Linked DNA regions of Homo sapiens: regions 1 and 3 are each linked to region 2. Evidence: chromatin loops called from intact Hi-C (ENCODE). Cell type or tissue: CD14-positive monocyte. All regions are shown on one strand. Region 1 has its middle 24 kb from the start of SHB. Region 2 has its middle 9.8 kb from the start of SLC25A51. Region 3 has its middle 92 kb from the start of SHB.

Region 1 (2,500 bases), 180 kb after region 2:
AATTAATCCTTGGGCCCCAACTGATCTATGACTCTGCAGGAGCCTGACTGTAACTCTTCCTAGCTTTCTGTCTCTCAGCCCTCCACTTCCCGGAGCGGACTCCAACCCCTCTTCTCTTAAAAGGCTCAGACCTGCTGAGCTCTGAGGCCAACGCTGTCTTTCCTTGGGGGTGCTCACTTAGGAGTTACAGGGCATCCACAGGAAGTCAGCTTGGTGTCAGGGCCCTCCCTGTTCTTGGGCCATGGCCACTCCATGTCTAGTGGACCTCTGTCTGGCTCCTGCTGTAGGTGTCACATTGAAGGAAACAATGGGATCAACAGAGGGTGACCACAGGCTGCCTGCTAATCAGATCACTGCCAGGGTTATTATAGAAATGCATTTAAGCCCATGGAAACAGACAATGGCCTGCTTATGTCTTCAACCTATTCTTTTTATTTATAAAGTTGTGGTTTAAAAAACCCCACATAACATAAAATTGACCATCTTACCATGTTTCTTTTCATTTTTTTTTTTTGAGAAGGGATCTCTCTGTCACTCAGGCTGGAGGGCAGTGGTGACCTCAGCTCTTTGTGACCTCTGCCTCCCAGGCTCAAGCAGTCATCCACCTCAGCCTCCTGAGTAGCTGGGACCAGAGGCCTGTGCCACCACGCCCAGCTAAATTCTTGTATTTTTGGTAGAGACAGGGTTTTGCCATATTGGCCAGGCTGGTCTCAAACACCTGGACTCAAGCAATCCACCTGCCTTGGCCTCCCAAAGTGCTGGGATTATAGGCGTGAGAAACCGTGCCCGGCTGTTTTAACATTTTTATGTGTACAGTTCAGTCATGTTAAATATACTCACATTGTTGTGAAGCAGCACTCCAGAAGGCTTTTGTCTTGCAAAACTGAAACCTATACCCGTTAAACAATAACTACTCTCACCTCCTCCCTCCAGCCCCTGGTAACTACCGCTCTACTTTGTGTTTCTATGAATTTGATGATTTTAGATACCTCATATAAGTGGAATCATGCAGTATATGTATTTTTGTGACTGGCTTATTTCTTACTGTAATGTACTCAAGGTTCATCCATGTGAAGCATGTATCAGAATTTCATTCCTCTTTAAGGGTGAATAATATTCCATAATATGGATATGCATTGTCTTCATTCCTCTGTCAGTGTCGAGTTGTTCCCATCTCTTGGCTATTGTGAATAATGCTGCAGTAAACATGGGTTTGTGCAAATATCTCTTGAGACCCTTGCTTTCAACTCTTTTGGAAATATTCCCTGAGGAGAAATTGCTGGAGCATATGTTAGTTCTATTTTTAATTTTCTGAGGAGCTACCATGCTAGCTTCCACAGCAGTTGTATACAATCATATGTTCCCTCCAACAGAGCACAAGGCTTCCAATTTCTTCCTATCTTCGCCAACACTTGTTGTTTTCTGTTTCCTTGGTAGTATCTATTCTAATGGGTGTGCCTGTTTCTGGACTGCCTTAGAACATTTTTTAATTATTTATTAGAACTGAGCAATGGGAAAAGTATCACATAATTTTATGGGCAGATAACCCGATAACCTAGAGCCACAGAGAGCAATCATAACTTTGCCAATGACCTCGTGACTGTGGGCAAGTTGTGCGATCTCTTGAGTTCTCATCTGCTCACTTAAGGACAAGGCCTTCTCAATGATACAACCTTCTCCCTCCTTTCCCCTGATGTTTTCACGAGGAAAAGGTGGGAAGTGAGAGGTGGGAAATGACTTGTGAGATTGGGGTCTTAATCTCAGCAGCCATCACCCCGAGTATATATTTTTCTTTTCTCTATAAGACTAACTCATGCTTATTTTTGAACATGTAGAAAGCTCACAAAAGCATTAGAAGCAAGGAAATGTGTATCTACCCTTCGATCACCCAGAGGCAACACCTGATAACATTTTGCTCTGTTTCTTATAATCTTTTTCTAAGTGAGGCAAACTTTAATCTTCGAGAGTCCCTCTTTTTCTAAAGAAGAGCTACTTCTTTTCACAGCAGTCCGTAGCAAAGTTAACTGAGCTCTCAATTTCTTAAATATATCTTTCTTTGTGCTAGTTCATTTCTTAGATGTGTCACTTTGAGTGAAAAGCAATTAATTGTAGTGGAAACGCTGCTAGGAGACATCTTATGAAATTCTGTTAATATGTATAGGGAGAGAAAGGAAGGGGAAAGGGAGCTGCCGGGCAAACCCAGTCTATTTAAACGGATAATTTCCTTTCCTTTCAAGTTTCAGGGTTGCAGATCTATATATTTATGAAAGGACTAGAAAGCTGTTACTGTATCTCCAATTTGTCAAACTCGGTAAAAACCCAACTGAAAAGCAAAGTTGATAGAATGACTTTGATAAATGTCATTTTCAATTTTTTTGGTTTTCCAAGGAACATTGCTATATCAGTTCAGAAAAAAGTCGAAATTACAATTGTAAGATTAAAAAAGGGGGCATGTGGGAGAGCGCTGGGTTTCGAAGGCTTGTTCTCAGTAATGTCCAGC
Region 2 (2,500 bases):
CGTGAATGTACTGTTCTTTGAGTTTAGGGTAATTTTTATTTTCTTCTTTATGTTTTCCTGAAATACAAATTTCCATTACTAATACAAGTAAAAAAAAATTTTTTTTTTTGAGACAGAGTCTTGCTCTGTCACCCAGGCTGGAGTGCAGTGGCCCGATCTTGGCTCCTCCGCCTCCTGGGTTCAAGCGATTCTCCTGCCTCAGCCTCCCAAGTAACTGGGACTACAGGTGCCCATTACCACACCCGGCTAATTTTTGTACTTTTAGTAGAGATGGGGTTTCACCATTTTGGCCAGGCTGGTCTTGAATTCCTGGCCTCAAGTGATCTGCCTGCCTTAGCCTCCCAAAGAGTTGGGATTACAGGTGTGAGCCACCGTGCCCAGCCACAAGCACAAACTTTGTGTGGTTTTTTTTTTTTTTTTTTTGAGATGGAGTCTTGCTCTGTTGCCCAGGCTGGAGTGCAGTGGCAGGATCTCGGCTCACTGCAACTTTGCTTCCTGGGGTCAAGTGATTCTCCTGCCTCAGCCTCCTGAGTAGCTGGGATTATAGGCGCCAGCCACCATGGCTGGCTAATTTTTGTATTTTTAGTAGAGACGGGGTTTCGCCATGTTGGCCAGGCTGGTCTTGAACTCCTGACCTCAAGTGATCCGCCTGCCTTGGCCTCCCAAAGTGCTGGGATTACATGTGTGAACCACTGCGCCAGGCCACAAAGTACACATTAATTTTATAATTGGAAGTCAGTAACTTTGAAATAATATTGCATAAAATTGTTCCGTACTGAGCCCTTCTGATTCGGCCTGACCTCCCTTCCCAGTGGGCATGAATGGGCTTGACTTTAGAGTACACTGCAGTGGGAAAAGCTTGGATCGGGAGTCAGAGGGAGCCTCCCAGCTCTTGCTGAAGTTGTTTCCTTTGCCTAGGATGCCCGTACTCCCTGCGTGTTGAGGCCTGGCTCAGATGCCACTTCTACTGTCTCTTCTGCTGGAGCACCCATCATTCATCACTCCGCACTGCCTGCCGTTTATCTGTTTACATGCCTTCCTCTTCCTTCTCTGGGCCTGCAGAAGTTCTCCTTCTGTAACTGACAGGGTGACTTGGAGGTGGCATTTCTGCTCCCTGGGACTGGCTGCAATACTAAAGAAAACCACACGAGGGCACTAGAGCCACACTGGTGGCTTCCTGCCATCCTGGTCAGATCACAGCTTAGGAAACTGTCCCCCAAGCCAGAGATGACACCAGTCACTACAGGCCTGGGATGCTCCCACTTGGGGGAGCCAATGAGGAAAGAAATGGCTCATCAACTCTGAGAAGAATCCCCCAGCCCTACCCTAGTCTTCCCAGAGCTGCACTGGCCAAGGCGACCCTTGGAGCTGGTCGCCCTCAAGCACCCCAAGGCATGTGGAGAGGGACTTGCTGTGTGGCCTTGAGCATGCCTCTGTCCCTGTCTGGGCCTCCATTTCTGGCCCGCCTTGCTGGCTCTCTGTGCAGGGATGAAGGCATCTGGCGACCCACCGCTTCCTGTGGACTCTGATGAGGAAGGGGTTTCTTGTGCTCAGTCTCCTGCTCCTGGTCACCAGCTTGCCCTGTCTGTTTCATGCTCAATGTGTGTTAAATTGAACTGAAAGAGAAATACCCGCCACCACCGCCACCCACCACCACGCAGAACACATTCTAGAGGTGACCTTTCCTCCCTCCCTTCAGGAAATTCCCGGTGGCAGAGCACTGGCATTGCCTGTGGCCCCTTGGTCCTGACCAAGCTCAGGAATGTTTTCTGTCACCAGGACCCTGTGCCAGGGCTTTGCCCTCCCCGAGCACAGGCGTTCCCCGGGTGTGTGTGTGTGCACGTGCATGTGTATGCTGGGGCATGGGGGTGTTGGTGTCAATGCTCTGAGGGAGCCTGACAGTTGGAGGTGTGGATTCTGGGACACTGGGATGTATCGGGGAGGTGGGGGAGAGGGGAAGAGGTGAACCAAAGCCCTGGAGTCCTGGAGAGTCGGGGAGGAAGGGGGCCAGCTGGGGAGACAGACAGCCACATTCTTGAAAAGGAGAAGGGAGGGAGGAGTGGCAACTAAGTTCCTGCGGAGGCGGGGGCGGGGGTTGGGGGGGTCGAGGAATCACTCCAGAGCAGGCCCCCAACATGCTGGGGAATGCTGTGCCCCTTCAGGTGTAGGTGAGGAGGGGCTTGGGCGCAGACCTTCCAGGTGGACCTGGGCTGCCTAATGCTGTCATCATGGCGATGGTGGCAGGCAAACAATGGCAGATTTTGTGCCAAGACTCGTGTCCTGCCCTTCTCTCCTTAAGAATTCAGCTCCTCTAGGAAACAGGTGGCCAGCATCTCCCCATCTTTGGGGAGACCCTCCCTGCCCTGCCCTGTTCATTTGCCTCTGCGGAATGAGGCCTCTGGAGTCCCAGGAGTCTGGCCACCTCCCACCAGGGCAGGCTGCACCACATTAGGCTCTGATGGACTCACCCTGATGATTCTACCACCTGTTATCTCTGCAT
Region 3 (2,500 bases), 250 kb after region 2:
ACAATGGCTGCTGTCTACTGGGGGCTTTCTCTTCCAGACTCTATGCTAGATGCTTTACAAGTATTATTTTATTTCATTCTCACAATAATCCTATGAGGCAGATACCTGATCCATCCCCATTTAACAAATGAGGAAACTAAGCAGAGAGAAGTTAAGCTGCTTCTTAAAAGGCCCAAAGTCCCCCAGCTGGTGACAGCAGGACCATCAAGCTCCTAACTCATCTTTTCCATCAAGGCACCTGGGCCACTCGATAACACCAGAATGAAGGCTTTGAGTAATCACCTGTTCCCTACTCTCCCATTGTACAAATGGGAAAACTGAGGTGAGGGAGCTTGATCAAGGTCACTCGGTAAGCTAGACGTGGAACTGGAAGCTGGTCCAGATGTCCAGGTCAAGGCTCTCCTGACTCCTCTCAAGGGTGGCTGTGCCTGGGGATGCAGCAAACAGGTGGGATACCTGGACATGGTGCTGGCCAGAGTCCAACCCAGCACCTCCATCCTCACCCAGACCTCAGCCACCAGTACATTTGTGGGCAGAGCCCACAGGATCCTCCTGAAAACACCATTTCTTGGTCACAAGCTATTTTATGATTGAATTTTTCAAGATGTCTATTAGGAAATGTTTTATATATATATAGAACAATATTTGTAATGCATATATTCATTGCAAAACATGATAGTAAAATTAGCACCCATGAGCTCACCATCCACTTTTGGAACTAGAACTTTCCTGGTACTCTTGCATGTGTCTGGGTACCTCTTTCTTATTCTAGCCCTCACCTCCCCTACAAATGACCACAACCCAGGCTTTGGTGTTTATGATTTCCTGGCTGTTTTGTGATAGTTTTAGCACATATATTCATATTCCAAAGCCATATATTATTTACTTTTATTTGCATTTGAACTTTATAAAAAAATCATACTGTTTGATATTACAATAAAATATTCACAGTCTTCTGTAAATTACTTTTTTTCACCTAACGTTGTTTCTAAAATTCATCCATGTTGATGCCTGTAGCTTAGTTCATTCATTTTCCCTGCTGTGTAATATCTCACTGTGTAAAACACCACGTATTATCTATTCTTTTGCTATTAGGCATTTGGTTTGCTTCTAGTATTTTGCTATCATGAAACGCTACTATGAACATTCTTGGTCATGCCTCCCAGGGCGCATGGAAGAGATTCTCAAAGACATACCTAGGAGTGGGGTTGCTGGATCATATGACGTGTGCGTATCGAACCTTACAAGTTAAAGCCAGATCAGGAAGGGCTCCCACCTTCATTGTGTGGTTCCCTGGCTCTTCCACCTTGTGATCTCTCTCTAGCGCCCCCTGTTGGCAGAGGCTAAGAGATCGTCAGCAGGCCAAGCAGAATATTAGTGTCCCAGCTGTCATCATAAAAGGCAAATTTAGAGGGGATAGGGTTAGAGATGAGAGCCATAGCACCTAATTTAGAAATATGTGATCACCCCACCAGTGAGTAAAAAAAACTGGGCCAATGTGGCCTGAAGGTCGCCAGCTTAAAACCTCTGCAATGTGGCCTGATTTCTTACTGATCTCCACTTTGTACCCTCTGCTCTTGCCACAGGGAATGTCTCCTCCTTCCCTAAATGTGGTGCTCTTCCACGCCCATTTATCCTTTTCTCTCAATCTCAATTTTCTTTCCCACCTGGCACACTTTGCTCCCTGTTCAAGTCCTTCCTGTTGCTGAAACCCCATTTCAAATGCTGCTTCCTTCGTCATTTTTTTCTGATCTCTCCAGCTGGAGGTAATAAAGATATCCTTCTCTTGAGTTCCCCAGCTCCATATCTACCCTCTCTCTGGGCAACAAGCAGTGTTCACTTAGCATCACTGTTGTTTGGTCTATGGCTCATCTCCTCAATCAGAATTTTATTTTAAGAAAAGCAATGCAAGTAAGGGCATAGAGGAAATAATCACTCATATCACATCGCTGACACTGATACAACTTTTAATATATCCCTTTCCAGTTTCCCTGTGCACATACATTGGTATATGTAGTGCACATGTAATGTTGTATCTAATTTTTTAAAATATAAATGGGATCTCTCTGTGACACCCATGCTGGAGTGCAGTGGCAGGATTATGGCTCCCTGCAGCCCAATCGCCTGAGTTGAAGTGATCCTCCTGCCTCAGTCTCCTGATTAGCTGAGACTACAGGCATGCACTACCATGCCCAGCTTTTTTTTTTCCCCCCATTATTTTGTAGAGAGGAGTTCTTGCTATATTGCTTAGGCTGGTCTTGAACTCCTGGCCTCAAGCAATCCTCCTGCCTTGGCCTCCCTAAATGCTGGTATTACAAGTATGAGCTACTGTGCCCAGCCTCCCAGCCTGTTTTTCTTTTTCTCCCTTTATTAGGTCAAACTATTTTTTTCCTATGTTGCTTCATAACATCACAATTGTTAATGGTTATCCACTCTTCCATTGTATGTTAGTAATAGTTATAAGTGACAGAAACTCAACCTAAAAGAGCTTAGGCAAAAG

The links. Peaks named below come from ENCODE experiments on the same cell type or tissue, not always from the same donor. Only the 100,000 strongest peaks of a DNase experiment are listed, where the experiment ranks them.
Region 1: a loop joins it to region 2, with 5 times the contacts of the local background. A loop is called at or near these places in 69 of 110 quality-filtered maps.
Region 3: a loop joins it to region 2, with 4 times the contacts of the local background. A loop is called at or near these places in 82 of 110 quality-filtered maps.

Annotation. Positions count from the first base shown.
Region 1 is chr9:38,091,510-38,094,009 of GRCh38, forward strand. No RefSeq gene overlaps it. Among named protein-coding and RNA genes, the nearest start is that of SHB, 24 kb to the left of the region's middle. In CD14-positive monocyte, no CTCF peak of the experiment used is centred here; no DNase peak of the experiment used is centred here.
Region 2 is chr9:37,912,632-37,915,131 of GRCh38, forward strand. No RefSeq gene overlaps it. Among named protein-coding and RNA genes, the nearest start is that of SLC25A51, 9.8 kb to the left of the region's middle. In CD14-positive monocyte, CTCF peaks have their summits at 1,141 (motif pointing right) and 1,341; a DNase peak (open chromatin) is centred at 1,130; H3K27ac peaks cover 558 bases.
Region 3 is chr9:38,159,484-38,161,983 of GRCh38, forward strand. No RefSeq gene overlaps it. Among named protein-coding and RNA genes, the nearest start is that of SHB, 92 kb to the left of the region's middle. In CD14-positive monocyte, CTCF peaks have their summits at 1,349 (motif pointing left) and 1,549; a DNase peak (open chromatin) is centred at 1,318.